Linked DNA regions of Homo sapiens: regions 1 and 2 are each linked to region 3. The links are chromatin contacts, found by Hi-C or POLR2A ChIA-PET in ENCODE. All regions are on one chromosome and are shown on one strand. The core of a region is the stretch at or near the end of the contact, and the rest is flanking DNA. Distances in the headings are between cores, read along the strand shown.

What was found. Hi-C counts contacts between places; a loop is a spot of excess contacts on that map. ChIA-PET counts read pairs that join two places held with the same protein, here RNA polymerase II (POLR2A). Pooled maps may share reads with other maps.
Region 1: a loop to region 3 is called in a pooled map, with 12 times the contacts of the local background. The contact joins the promoter of SLC26A6 here to the promoter of ARIH2 in region 3. A Hi-C loop is called at or near these places in 2 of 37 single-sample maps with no recorded cell type and 10 of 50 pooled maps. POLR2A ChIA-PET finds 5 or more read pairs at or near these places in 3 of 52 experiments (HepG2, WTC11 and activated T-cell).
Region 2: a loop to region 3 is called in a pooled map, with 4 times the contacts of the local background. The contact joins the promoter of C3orf62 here to the promoter of ARIH2 in region 3. A Hi-C loop is called at or near these places in 3 of 50 pooled maps. POLR2A ChIA-PET finds 5 or more read pairs at or near these places in 2 of 52 experiments (OCI-LY7 and activated CD4-positive, alpha-beta T cell).

Annotation. Positions count from the first base shown.
Region 1 is chr3:48,632,832-48,637,080 of GRCh38, forward strand. SLC26A6 (solute carrier family 26 member 6) reads right to left here and starts at 2,630. Exons shown (of 21, transcript NM_022911.3): 1 at 2,540-2,630; 2 at 646-804; 3 at 420-559; 4 at 143-253. The coding sequence starts at 2,562. It overlaps CELSR3 (cadherin EGF LAG seven-pass G-type receptor 3), which reads right to left. Exons shown (of 35, transcript NM_001407.3): 35 at 3,632-4,249. It overlaps MIR6824 (microRNA 6824), which reads right to left and starts at 867; the gene lies at 805-867. RefSeq lists silencers at 2,069-2,168, 2,559-2,838.
Region 2 is chr3:49,275,946-49,280,003 of GRCh38, forward strand. It overlaps C3orf62 (chromosome 3 open reading frame 62), which reads right to left and starts at 1,287. Exons shown (of 3, transcript NM_198562.3): 1 at 482-1,287. The coding sequence starts at 927. It overlaps USP4 (ubiquitin specific peptidase 4), which reads right to left. Exons shown (of 22, transcript NM_003363.4): 21 at 2,869-2,957; 22 at 1,199-2,506. The coding sequence ends at 2,348. RefSeq lists an enhancer at 901-970 and a silencer at 1,111-1,310.
Region 3 is chr3:48,916,604-48,920,930 of GRCh38, forward strand. ARIH2 (ariadne RBR E3 ubiquitin protein ligase 2) reads left to right here and starts at 2,239. Exons shown (of 16, transcript NM_006321.4): 1 at 2,239-2,395. It overlaps ARIH2OS (ARIH2 opposite strand lncRNA), which reads right to left and starts at 2,782. Exons shown (of 1, transcript NR_161301.1): 1 at 1,185-2,782. RefSeq lists enhancers at 1,116-1,866, 1,672-2,141, 1,867-2,618, 2,619-3,369 and silencers at 2,312-2,411, 2,482-2,561.

The DNA of each region.
Region 1 (4,249 bases), core at 1,380-3,879, 280 kb before region 3:
ATGACTCGTGGGCTAGCCCAGGGATGCAGCACCAATGCTGCCCTCTTCCCCAGCCGCTCCTGCCCTGCTCAGTGCCCCCTCACCCTGCCCTCCATGATGGATGTGGGCATCCTCCTGGAAGGCTAGGCCTGCCTCCACTTACCCACGGAGATGTGCCGGGAAGTGCCAAACAGGAAGTAGATGAAGACAGGGTAGAAGGAGCTATAGAGGCCAAACACGGGGGGCAATCCAGCCAGGAGGGCGTAGGCCAAGCCTAGGGGTAGAATGGTAGCAGTGCAGGCCTGGAGAGCAGATCTTGAAACGATAAGGGAATCCCAGCCCTGGGTTAGGTGCCATAGTTCCAAGGTAGAGGTCATGGCCCCAGTTTTGGGCATCACAGACCACAGGGTTTCCAGGCCGACGCACTGAAGGTGGCTCACCCTGCGGAAGCTGCATGATGGCCACACTCAGGCCGGATAACAGGTCACCCAGGAGCCAGTCACGCACAGGATACCGGGGTAACCAGACCAAAACCGGGAGGTGTTGGAGCAGAAGGGCATAGGCCCGAGCACGGGAGCACCTAGGGACATGATATGAGGGGTAGGTGTCAGGAACAGGGGCTACCTGGGCCCCGCCAGCGCCCCCAGGCCCCAATCTTGGCCTTACTGCAACCAGGTCCGCCACTGGTGGGTCCTAGGTGCTGAGCCCCAGCGCCCCAGCTCCTCCAAATGCTCCTGGTTCAGCAGCGGCCGTTCCATGTGGTAGTCTCGCCTCCGCAGGTCCATTGCTTGTGTTGCAGACAGCAGTGCCTGTGTGTCCCTCGGTCTGGGGTGGCAAGACCAGAGAGACACAGTGAAGGCATCCCTGGCCCAACCTCCCCTACACCTCCACCTAGGACCAGAGAGTTACCTACCTGATTTTTCCAGGCCCTAAGATCAAGGTACAGTATTCCAGCCCCCAGCTGGCATCTGTGGGCCACATGTCCAAACTCAGACAGGGGCAGTACCTGAACTTTGGCTGGTGAGAAAGCCTCTTTCTAGGACAAAGTCCCCCAAGTAGGGACTGCAGGATGAGCACTAGCTATACCTCCAGCCGAGATGTGGCAGCCCAGTGCTGAGTGTTCTACCAGTCCAGGTCCCAGGCTGCTCCCTCCCCCACCCAGTCCCTCTCCAGTCCCCAGGTCCTCCTCCAGCTGCCCCGGGAGCCCACTGCTGGCTGAGAGCACACTCAGGGAAGGGGTCCAGCAAACCAGGGGTCCAGCTCCTCAAGCAACTCCTTTCCCAAGCCTCAGGCCTCAGATGAGACCCTCCCCTCTAAGGGAAGGAAAGTGTTGGAGCCAAGCTTGCCCCTGGGCCTCCAGCCCCAGGGTCCAGGTTGTAGACGGCTCAGGCCTGTTATGGGGAAGCCAAGGACTGGCTCTCACCTGAGAAGGAGCTTGCTCTTGGAGTGGCAATCTCTCACCTAGAGGGAGAGGCTCCCACATGGAAAGGGAAGTACCCACTTGAAGTGGGGGAAAGAGCTCACCTGGGAATAGAAGCTTTCAAGGGGAATCTCACCTAGAGGGATCTCTGACCTACCAGGGAATCTTTATCAGCCTGGCAAGTTCTGATACAGGGGGAATCTTCCCTCTGCCCAGAGGCACCTACTTGAAGTCAGAGAAAGATCTCACATGGGAAGAAAAGACCTAGAGGGAGAGGGTTCTCACCTGGGGGGTACTCTCCCATAGAGAAAGCTCTGACCTCGGGCGAGGCTCCCACGTGGAATGGGGAAAAGCTGTCACCTGGGAATAGATCTCACAGAAGGATCTTACCTGGGGGAAAACTCTAGCCTGTTGGGGAAGCTTTCACCAGTCAGGAAAGTTCTGATCTAGGAAAAGCCCTGACCTGGGGAGAGGATCCCATTTGAGGGACAGGAACTCACCTGGGAAGCGCCTCTAACCTGGCTGTACTGTTGGAGGAGTGTGGAGTGGGTGCAAGGAAGATCCTCAGAGACTCTTGGGACCGCTATCTCAAGGAGATCGTAGAGCCCCCTCTCCTTTCCTACGTGAGTCACTCAGGTCTTCTTAAAGGGCTCCCTCCCCCGACAACTTGGGACCCGCGTTTGGAGGGCGGAGCCTTGATCATTGGCCCCTCCCTGTAGGAAGGCAACTGGGGCCAGAAAGGCCGGAGCGCTCACTCCGGGATCAGTGGAGCTGGGTGGACTCGGGACTCAGCTGAAAGCAGCTAGTCCACGGGCCGCTGCCAGGGACTCCCGTGCCCCACGCACCCCCGCCGGCACATCTCCTGGCCGGGCTCCTCCGCACGCAGCTGCCTCCCTGTGGCCCGGGATGGCCCTCGGGCGTCACACCAGCGGCTTTCCGCACAGCCCAAGGGACTGGGGTCGCGCCGGCTCCCGCCCCCACCCCTTGCTGCAGAGGGGCAGCCGCCTGCAGAAAATCAGCAGAGGTAAACCGAGGCGTCGCAAGCGGAGAATGCCTGCTCCAGCGAGGCGTCGCAAGCGGAGAATGCCTGCTCCAGCGAGGCGCTCGCGCGGGGCCACCGGGAATGTGCGCTGAACTCACCCCGACGCATCCGCCAGCCCCATGGCTCGCAAGTTGTCCGGTGCGGGCTGCTCCTGCTGCTCGAGCTAGAGGCCGCTACGCTCCGGAAGGCGGCGCCGGGACCGGGTGAGGCCAGCTGCGCTCTCCCGGGGGCTAATCCCGGGGCAGGACGGGGAGGCTTGGGCCAATCAGCGCGCTGGGGCGGGGCCTAAGTGGCGCGCGCCGGGCGGGGAGAGACTGGAGAAGGAGGATTTAACCGCTTCCTCCCCGGCGACCTGGCCTATGAGGCCTCTCGCTGCTCGCCCGGCCCTCTGCCCGGAGCTGGATGGGACTGCAGAACTGGAACTAAGCACCCGCGCCGGGCTGGCCGCAGTCGCGCCCCCAGGCCCTGAGTAGGTTGGAGCTGATCCCAGGTCCTGGCTCGGCGGAAGGTGCTCACGGAGTGGGAAAAGGAAACTCCACTGGCCGGTGACCCCAGCCTTAACTCGTAGGGGATCCAGGTCTGTGGGGCCTCTCTTGCCTTCAGCTGAGAGCGCCACCCGCAGGCTTTCTGCGACTACGCATCTCTTTGAGACCCGGAGCCAACGGTCCCCAAGTCCTCCCCTTTAACTCTGGCCACCCAGGCCAGAAATGGTTGGAGGATCCCCTCCGCTGCACTAAGCACAGCCCGGACGTAGCTCCCAGAAGGTTACTGCGCGGGCCGCCGAGGAGAATGGTGGGGGTCAGTGCTGTTGGGTGGGCGTCAGTGCTGTTGGGTGGGCAAGGCAGGAACTGCAAGAGCAGTTCCTCAGGTTGGTTTCACCGCAGGTGAGGGCAAAAAATGCCGGGTCAGGGCTGCAGACCCTGAAGAATTAGGAAGTCCTGTTGCCGTTGCCTTGACCAGCGGGGAGGTTTTCCTTAGCACCTTATTTTCAGCACCTGTGCTCCAACATCAGGCCCCAATTACAAAGTGAGGGGCCAGATTTCAAGGTGAAAGAGATCTGCCATGAAATGGGCTAAAAATAGCTGGATATTCTTGGGAGGGGCTCAGATTCCTCCCAAAGGTCAGTCTGGCTTGAATCATTCACAGCTTCCATCCTACCTCCCCAGCCCCCAACAGGAAAAGGCAACAACTGTTTTCTATAGAAGTTTATTCCCAAAACAGAGCGCGGCTTCACGGAACAATTTACACAGACAGGAAAGAGGGCCGCTGGGCTGGAGGAGGGGAACCCCAGAGAGGGGCATCTACGAAACCTAGGACATAGTAAAGACACCCTCCCACCCCCAGCAGGCCACTCAGCCCTTCAAGAGCTGGGGTCCTTCTCGGTAAGGAGAGTTTGGGTCCTGGCTGGTGGGATTTAGCTCCAGTCAGGGAAGTAGAATTTCTAATCTCCCAGGAAGCTGCTTCCCAAGAGTATGCATGGGGTGGTGGGTGAGGAGGTGTCTGCACAGACCACCCCCCAGCCCTGCACAGCCACTCTCCCCCGTGGTTAGAGGACGCCTACTCTCAAGGTCTTCTGGATCTGCTGTTAAACGGGACTCAAGGCTGACCTTCGGCCTGGGAGACCTGGGGGTTAGAAAACCCCTCAAGATGGCCAGGTCAGGGTCCTCACAGGTGGGTCCTCCAAGTCCCTCTCCCACTTTCCCTACCTTTCACTTGGAAACAAAGGAAAAAAAATTATCTACTGTAAACAAAGTGTAAAACTCAAAGTTTTGAGTTGTAAACAAAGTAAAAACATTTTTTGAATCTGG
Region 2 (4,058 bases), core at 37-2,536, 360 kb after region 3:
GATCTGGGGTAAGAGCGGGGAGCAGAGGCAAAGATGAAGCCAGGAAGTAGGGCCCAGCCTTCAATTAAGCCTCTCCCTAATGTGGGCAAAGGAGGGTATCAAAGGCCCCAGTGTCCAGATTCAAACACAGGAGTTAAGATGGAATTAAGACTTTTGTTTCTGCAACTTAAAAAATAAGGTTATTTTTAAAACCCGGTTATTTTACATCCACTACCCCTTTGGGTACTGCAAAGTGGTTTCCATGACTGGTTTTTGACATCAACGATTGACAACTAGCCCCTCAACTGGAACATATACACAAAATATAACTGTTTCCTAGGCCAGATTCTGAAGAATGTCTGTCAACTCCCCAAATGCAGTCACAGAGCTGCCAAGAGGAGGCAAGAGCACTGTCATGAACTAAATCTAGGATCTTCAACAACTTTTTCAGAAACAAGAATCCCCTTAATTGTAGCTGTTAAACCATCAAAATTAGAATCACCTTAAATTTTCTTTTCTCCAGTTTTCCCCCTCTCCTGCAGTTCTCCAAGACTCTCTTTCAGGTGCCAAAATGGAGGAATGCATCAATACATTTTCCTTGCTGGTTAGAGGTTTTCTCTCGGGGCACAGAGCATGTGGTTTTGCATTTACCGGGGCATGGTTTGTTGCAAAGGCAGGGTTCTCATTCTCAGGAGCACATGGGACAGCAGCAAAAGGAGCAGCAGAAGAGCAGGCTGCCAGAGGATGTCTTCTGCAGAGGAGCCTGTGCACGGGCAGCGAGAAGGAGAGCGGCGCGGCGCTCAGTTCCAGCCTCTGCTGGCCTGTGCACTCCTGGGAATAACTAACTCCTTCAAAGGCCCGGTCAATGGCTGCAGTCAGTTCCTTTCTGCATCTTCTTAGTTTTTCAGACATTTCTCCTAAAAGCGACCATGTCTTTATGTAATGCATTGGAAATGCACAGGACAACACAATAATGTTACAAATGAGGCTGCAAACTACCCCTGAATGGCCACGATTTCCTGGAGCTTGGCCCTGGCTATAGCAGGACCCACAACCCTCGGGCTTTCCTCCTGGAGTAGGCGGTTCTCGGCTCTCGCGGAGGAACCCGCCATCTGCCAGAAGCCCCAAAGACGCCCCGCCCCACTTCCCACAGCTTCCTGGCCCGCCCCGCCGCTGCCTCCCGCCCCACCGCGGCTCCCAGGCCGCTGGCCCTACCGGCACCCCCCCTTTGGCGAGTCGGCAGCCACGTCCTTGTCCTCACCCGCAGCGCAGTGACGCCGACCCATCCAACGGTCATCGCATGCGCGTGCCCCGCGCAGGCCCCAAACCCCCACGGATTAGGTTGAAGGTCAGACAAAAAATCCCGGACCCATACGTCCGGTTCCTTAAGGCCTTGCCCACACGCAGCGGCTGGCCCCGCGGTGGGAGTGGGGACGGGGCTTTCGAATGGGGGCCCCGGGAAGAGTCTTGGCAGGGATGAGGAAAGAACCCGTTCTAGAAAGCATCTGGGTAACACCAAAATGTATTACTACCCTAAATCGCCATGAACTGGAGCCCTTTCCCGGCTAACTCCCACAAAGATTTCTGTTCTCAAGCCAACATGGAAACAACTAGACGGGACACAGCACCGGGCAGTTTTATGTACTGACTTCCTTTAAGCGTTATCTAATAAAAAGTGTGTTATCTAATAAAAGTTCCACACAGTATTTAACCGTCTTAATTCATCTAGGGTAGCAGGGGATATAACAGAACTGCTGGGTTCCACAGGAGGTTGAGGGGCCAGGATCCCCAACACTAGATATCTTCCTTAGCGGGGAGAAAGCTGGAAATTACAAGATGACTCAACGGAGAAATGGGCTTCAGTGGGTAACTTTCAGAAAATTATAAACCCATATCAGTGCACATAGCGAGGGAAAGGGGAGTTTACTTGAGGTTTGGGTTACTGTGAGCAGACTACTTGGGGTGACTAGTATTGGCATCAGAACCAGAAATCCAGGCGCTCAGGGCAGCCCTGCAGGTGGGGTGGGTCTCCAGGCTGCTCCATACTCAGCGCCTGTGTTCCTCTCCATTCTTCGGGATCCATCAGACATACTCCATTGAGTACCCCCATCCCACCCCCTTTTCAGCTTCACAGGTTTCACAGAAATTTCTCACCACCTGTTTAAAAATAAAAATAATTCAGCCTCTTGACATAGCTTCTTCTAGGTAAACGGTCTTCTTTTTTTTTTTTTGTTTCCTTCTGCTCATAAAAGAAGGGTATTTCCTTGTCTGGTTTTTAGACAGAACACTAGCAGTCTGCAGAGTGTCAAAGATGTTCTCCTGGGGGATTACACTGGCGCTACAGGGTGGCAGGATCGTGGAGTCAGCATTAGTTGGTGTCCATGCTGCAAGCCTCATCATCCCCAAAGCCCTGCTGAGAGCTGCTTGGTCGTGTCCCTCCATCAGAGGAACCAGAACTGCTAAGTGAAGGTGTCTTATAAAATTCATCATCTCGACGTTGGTAAAATAGCACATAAGCTGCTTTAGTCTGAAATACAAGAGGGGGAAAGACCATTCAGTGCTTGGAAAAATCACCCATTTTCCCCAGCTTTTCTCTAGCTGTCCAAAACCCTCAAGGATCTGCCATATCCACACAGAGGAGACCCTTCCACCTGAGGATGGCTGCCCCTGCCAGGCAGCAGGAAATGGAAGGAGCCTTGTGCAGAGAACTCTGAGGAGAGCTGAGCTTCTCATTTATGAAGGTCCCTGAAGGAATGCCAGCCAGCTCTGTCACACCTAGCTCCCACTATCACATCAGGATGATGAAATAACCAACTAGCCTGATAGAGGCTCTTCCCAGCTTTAATCCATAACGACATGAGGAAGAACCACATATCATGGCCTACTCACCACTATCTGATCCTCAGAGGCCAGGGACACGTTGCTATCATCAAAGTAATACCATTTACCATTCAGTTTGTTCTTCGCATATGCAGTGTCTGCCAAGTCAACAAAGAAAATACTCTAGCGGTCTCCAGAGAATTAATCTGGCTAGCTTATTAGGCTTGCACTAAATAAACACAAAAATCCCCAAAACAAAACCCCTGAAATTAAAAAAGTTTACAGTGTGTGTCTTAACAACCAAAAAACAACTCACCTTCTTTTCTAATCTGTTCCTTCTCAAAAAGGATCAAAAGGCTAAAAATGGAGCTGTCAGGGACCAAGATTTTAAACTATAATTTTGGGAAACTAATAGAAAAAACAGAGCTATTCAGTGCCAATCTTCAGGATGGCTATGTGCAATAATCCAAAACCAGGGAACCCATAAAAGGAGCTGAAACTTCTAAGATTTAAGCAAAACAATAGCTCTCACAAGGACATGCCAAGTCAGTCTCCCCCATTGCATCTAGGCAGGTGGCTACTAACATCAACAGAATGCTTAGTGCCTCGGGAGCCTACAGAATAATCCCAGTTAGAGGAACATTGGGTGTTTGGGTTTGCAGAGCTGGGATGTGAACAACATACCTTAGTCTCCATATCCAAAAAAAAAAAAATTTATCTTTCTCTAAAACTAGGAGTCCAGAGTCTGTGGTTAGGTAACAGTTTCCCACAATGATTCAAGCATTTCCCAGAGGCAATGCTTCTTGTCTTGACTTTACACTATTCCCAAGCAGGATGTGTTTATTACAGCAATCCCAGCCCAGTTCCTGCTCCACCCAGACTCTCAGAAACTACAGAACCCAATGGAGATCTGATATCCAGTGTCAACTTACTGTGTGGTTTTAGGTAAGGTGTTTAACACTTCAGCCTCAGTTTCCTCACTATAGCATTGACTGCACAAAGTGGTGGTGAGGATCATGGGAAAGGGCAACAGAGAAGGTGCCCAAGGCCAGTTCACACAGTCTGTGCTTGACACAATAGCAGCAACGGTGGCTTTCAATTTTGAAGTTCCAACTGTAGGCCCAATGTGGACCCTCACACAACCAGCCTAACCTCATGGATGAGAAAACTGAGGATGAGAAACTTGCCCAAATGGTATGTTTGTGTGCAAAAATTAGCAAATAAAAATGAACACAGGCAGGGCACGGTGACTCACACCT
Region 3 (4,327 bases), core at 989-3,488:
CCCAGAACTTTGGGAGGCCGAGGTGGGCGGATCAAGGAGTCAAGAGATCCAGACCATCCTGGCCAACATGATGAAACCTTGTCTCTACTAAAAATACAAAAATTACCATCCTGGCTAACACGGTGAAACCCCGTCTCTACTAAAAATACAAAAAAAATTAGGCGTGGTGGCGGGCGCCTGTAGTCCCAGCTACTCGGGAAGCTGAGGCAGGAGAATGGCGTGAACCCGGGAGGCGGAGCTTGCAGTGAGCCTAGATCGCGCCACTGCACTCCAGCCTGGGCAACAGAGAGAGACTCCGTCAAAAAAAAAAAAAAAAAAAAAAAATTAGCTGGGCGCGGTGGTGCGCGCCTGTAGTCCCAGCTACTCGGGAGACTGAGGCAGGAGAATCACTTGAACCCAGGAAGCGGAGGTTGAAGTGAGCGGAGATAGCGGCTCTCTCACTGCACTCCAGCCTGGGCGACAGAGCGAGACTCCGTCTCAAAAAAAAAAAAAAAAAAGTAATTGCTACTCCATAGGCAGAGCAGTCCACCCGACAAGGTTTTTGTTGTTGTTGTTGTTTGAGACAGAGTCTCGCTCTGTCCCCCAGGCTGGAGTGCAGTGGCGCGATCTCTGCTCGCTGCAACCTCCGCCTGCCGAGTTCAAGCAATTCTCCTGCCTCAGCCTCCCGAGTAGCTGGGACTACAGGCGCCCACCATCACGCCCGGCAAATTTTGTAAATTTTTAGTAGAGACAGGGTTTCACCATGCTGGTCAGGCCAGTCTCGAATTCCTGACCTCGTGATCTGCCGGCTCCGGCCTCCCAACGTGCTGGGATTACAGGCGTGAGCCACGGTGCCCGGCCACGCGGCATGATTTTTAATGGCTTTCTACATTGTATGGTTTGTTATTGTTGTTTTGAGACAGGGTCTCCTTCTATCACCGATGCTGGACTGCAGTGGTGCGATCTTGGCACTCTGCAGCCTCGACCTCCTCGGCTCAAGCGATCCTATATCACCTCAGCCCCCTGAGTAGCTGGGATGCACAGGTGTGTGCCACCTCGCCCAGCTAATTTTTAATTTTTTTGTAGAAAGGAGGGGGGTCTCACTACATCAAATTCTTGGGCTCAAGCGATCCTCCCACCTCGGCTTCCCAAAGTGCAGGGATTACAGGCATGAGCCACAGCGACCAGCCAGCACAGGTGTCTTTATTTGTTTTATTTTTTATTTTATTTTATTTTATTTTGAGACAGAGTCTCGCTCTGTCGCCCAGGCTGGAGTGCAGTGGCGCCATCTCGACTCACTGCAAGCTCCGCCTCCCGGGTTCACGCCATTCTCCTGCCTCAGCCTCCCGAGTAGCTGGGACTACAGGCGCCCGCCACCACGTCCGGCTAATTTTTTTGTACTTTTAGTACAGACGGGGTTTCACCGTGTTAGCCAGGATGGTCTCGATCTCCTGACCTCGTGATCCACTCGCCTCGGCCTCCCAAAGTGCTGGGATTACAGGCTTGAGCCACCGCGCCCGGCCTGCACAGGTGTCTTGAATATGTATATACGCGACTCCAGTATGGTTGGAAATGATTTGATTTGTTGTCTATGGAATTGCACAACCTGGAGCCTTCCTAACATCAGCGGCTTCATACTGGCATTTCCATTGTGGTGCAGCAACAATCTGAGTGAGCCTCCGTCTCTAGCCACATCATTTGACAACCGGTCCCAGAAGGTAACTGGAAGTCATGATGACAACTCCTATACTGTGAAAAGAAACTGCAAGCAAGGCAGTTAAGATGCAATCTTGCACGGTGACCGTAAGTCGGAGAACTGCGCGGCGAACGAGGCCTCGGCAGGGGAAGCGAAAGCCTGGTGTGGTTGCGGCTCTGGGGCCACCCTGCGACCGCCTCGGGGTGTAGGCAGAATTTCCCGGCCCAGCTCCCCTCTGACCAGATAGCGGCCGAGAAACAATGGTTATCTGCTCCACTGACGCCAGGATGTCTTCTCCGTGCCCGATCCCGGAGTACAAACAGTGAAATGAGAAGCCGGTGAGAAACGCGCTGGTTAAAAACATCTCGACGGGAGACGCTGGTAGGCGAATAGTGGCTCCAGACGCGGTCGGCGCCTGCCGTACCCTGGTCAGACTCTGGGTCAGAGCGCTAAGTTTCAAGGAGGCGGCGCTAAACAGGCCCTCTAGCCGGGAGCCTGTCGCGACCCGAGCGACCGTGGGTCGACCCCGATCCGGAAGTGACGCAACGGCGCCAAGCACTTCCGGAGCTGTGGGGACGACTCTTCTGGAGGAAGCAGCGCGGGCTTGACCGGCGTCGGCCCGCCGCCTCCGCTGCCGCTTCGCCCCAATCCGGTCCCTCTGGCCCGGCCTGACCCGGTCTGGCTTGTTCGGGCTCAGCGGCCGCGAGGCCGCAGCTCCCGGTAAGTGCGCGGCGCACGTCACGGCCTTGTTTACCTTGGCTGGCCGCTGGGGGGGCCTCTCCGCGCGCCTCCCTGGCCGGGCCGGGACTCCGCCTTCGCCGTCGCCCGGGAGGCCCGGGCGCTCCCCGTCGCCGGCACGTTGTCCGAGCATTACCCGCCGTCAGCGGCCGGGCGCCCAGCGTGTGTCTGCCTTTTTTCCTCCCGCCGCCTTCTCAGCTCTCGGAAAGGTCAGAGGCCACCGCCTCTGACCAACCGGCGCCGGCACATCTAGGCCCTCTCTCCCTGTCTGGCGCGGCGGGGAAACGCGCCGCCTCGGGGCTCACCACTCGAGTCATCTTTGGGAGCTCTCGCAGCGCTGCCCGCGCGGTTTAACGCCCGCCTGTGGAGGGTATCCCCAGCTCGCGGGCTCCGCGTCCGCGCGAATATCCCGGAGCCCGCGGCGCCCCTAGGGATGTGCGGCCCCGGAGCTGTGCCGCCGCCTCGCCAGAAGCTGGTTGGGCAGCCGCGTTCTTGGATGACTTCTCCTTAGTACTGTTCATTGCCTGGTCCCATAGAACTTTCTGTCATAGCGACATGTTCTTTACCTTTGCTGTTCAGCATGGTAGCTACTAGCCACACGTGGCCGTTAAGCATTTGACCTGTAGGCTAGTGCACCTGAGAAACTAAATTTTAAATTTTACTTACTTTTTAAGTGTAATTAAATTTAAATAACCACATGTGGCTAGTGGTCACCGTATTAGAAAAGACAGATACAAAGTGTAGGATTTTGAAACGAAATTGCTGATTTCTAGTTTTGTGCCAAGTCGTTTTTCTTCGGAGGTGTAGTTAGTAAATGACCTGAATTCAGCGCTAGTGATCATATCTGGAGTAAACGTCTTCAGACTCACTAAAACTTACGTGTTCTGTGCGTGGTGGGCAAGCCCAGGATGGTTGGTTGTTAGGTCCCCTGAACATGTGACTTTGGCTCTGGAGGAAATTTTTTTTTTTTTTTTTTTTGGTGGGCGGGACAAAGTTGCTGTCACCAGGCTGGAGTGCAGTGGCGGCGATCACAGCTAACTGCAGCCCCGACTTTCTGGGCTCAAGTGATCCTCCTTTCTTAGCCTCCTAAGTAGCTGGGACCACAGGCACGTACCACCACACCTGGCTAATTTGTAAAATTTTTTGTGGATACGTGATCTTAATAGGTTGCCTAAGCTGGTCTTGAACTGCTGGGCTCAAGCTATCCTCCCGGTTTGACCTCCTAAAGTGCTGGGATTACAGGCGTGAGCCACTGTGCATGACCTTTAAAAAAATTTTTTTTGAAAAAGTGCCCGGCCCACTTTTTCAAGTAGAATTCGGATATTTAACTTTGAGATGATTAAAAATTAAATTTTCATTTAAATGTGCACCTAGAACATTTAGTATGAAATGGAGTTCTCTCTCTTTTTTTTTTGGAGGAGCCTGGAGTTTTCCCCACCTAAATATTTGGTTGGTGAGAAGCCTGTGAGCAATTTCTTTTTTTTTTTTTTTTTTTGACACGGAGTCTCACTGTGTTGCCCAGGCTGGAGTGCAGTGGTGCAGTCTCGGTTCACTGCAGCCTCCATCTCCCAGATCAAGCAGTTCTGCCTTAGCCTCCCGAGTAGCTGGGATTACAGCTGGGATTACACCCAGGCTGGTTGGAGGGCAGTGGCGTGATCATGGCTCGCTGCAATCTCCTGGACTCAAATAATCCTCCTCACTTTGGGAGGCCGAGGCGGGCGGATCACGAGGTCAGGAGATCGAGACCATCCTGGCTAACACGGTGAAACCCCATCTCTACTAAAAATACAAAAAATTAGCCAGGCATGGTGGCGGGCGCCTGTAATCCAGTGAGCCGAGATCGCGCCACTGCACTCCAGCAAGACTCTCAAAAAAAAAAAAAAAGAAAGAAAAGAAAAGAAATATTGTCCCCTT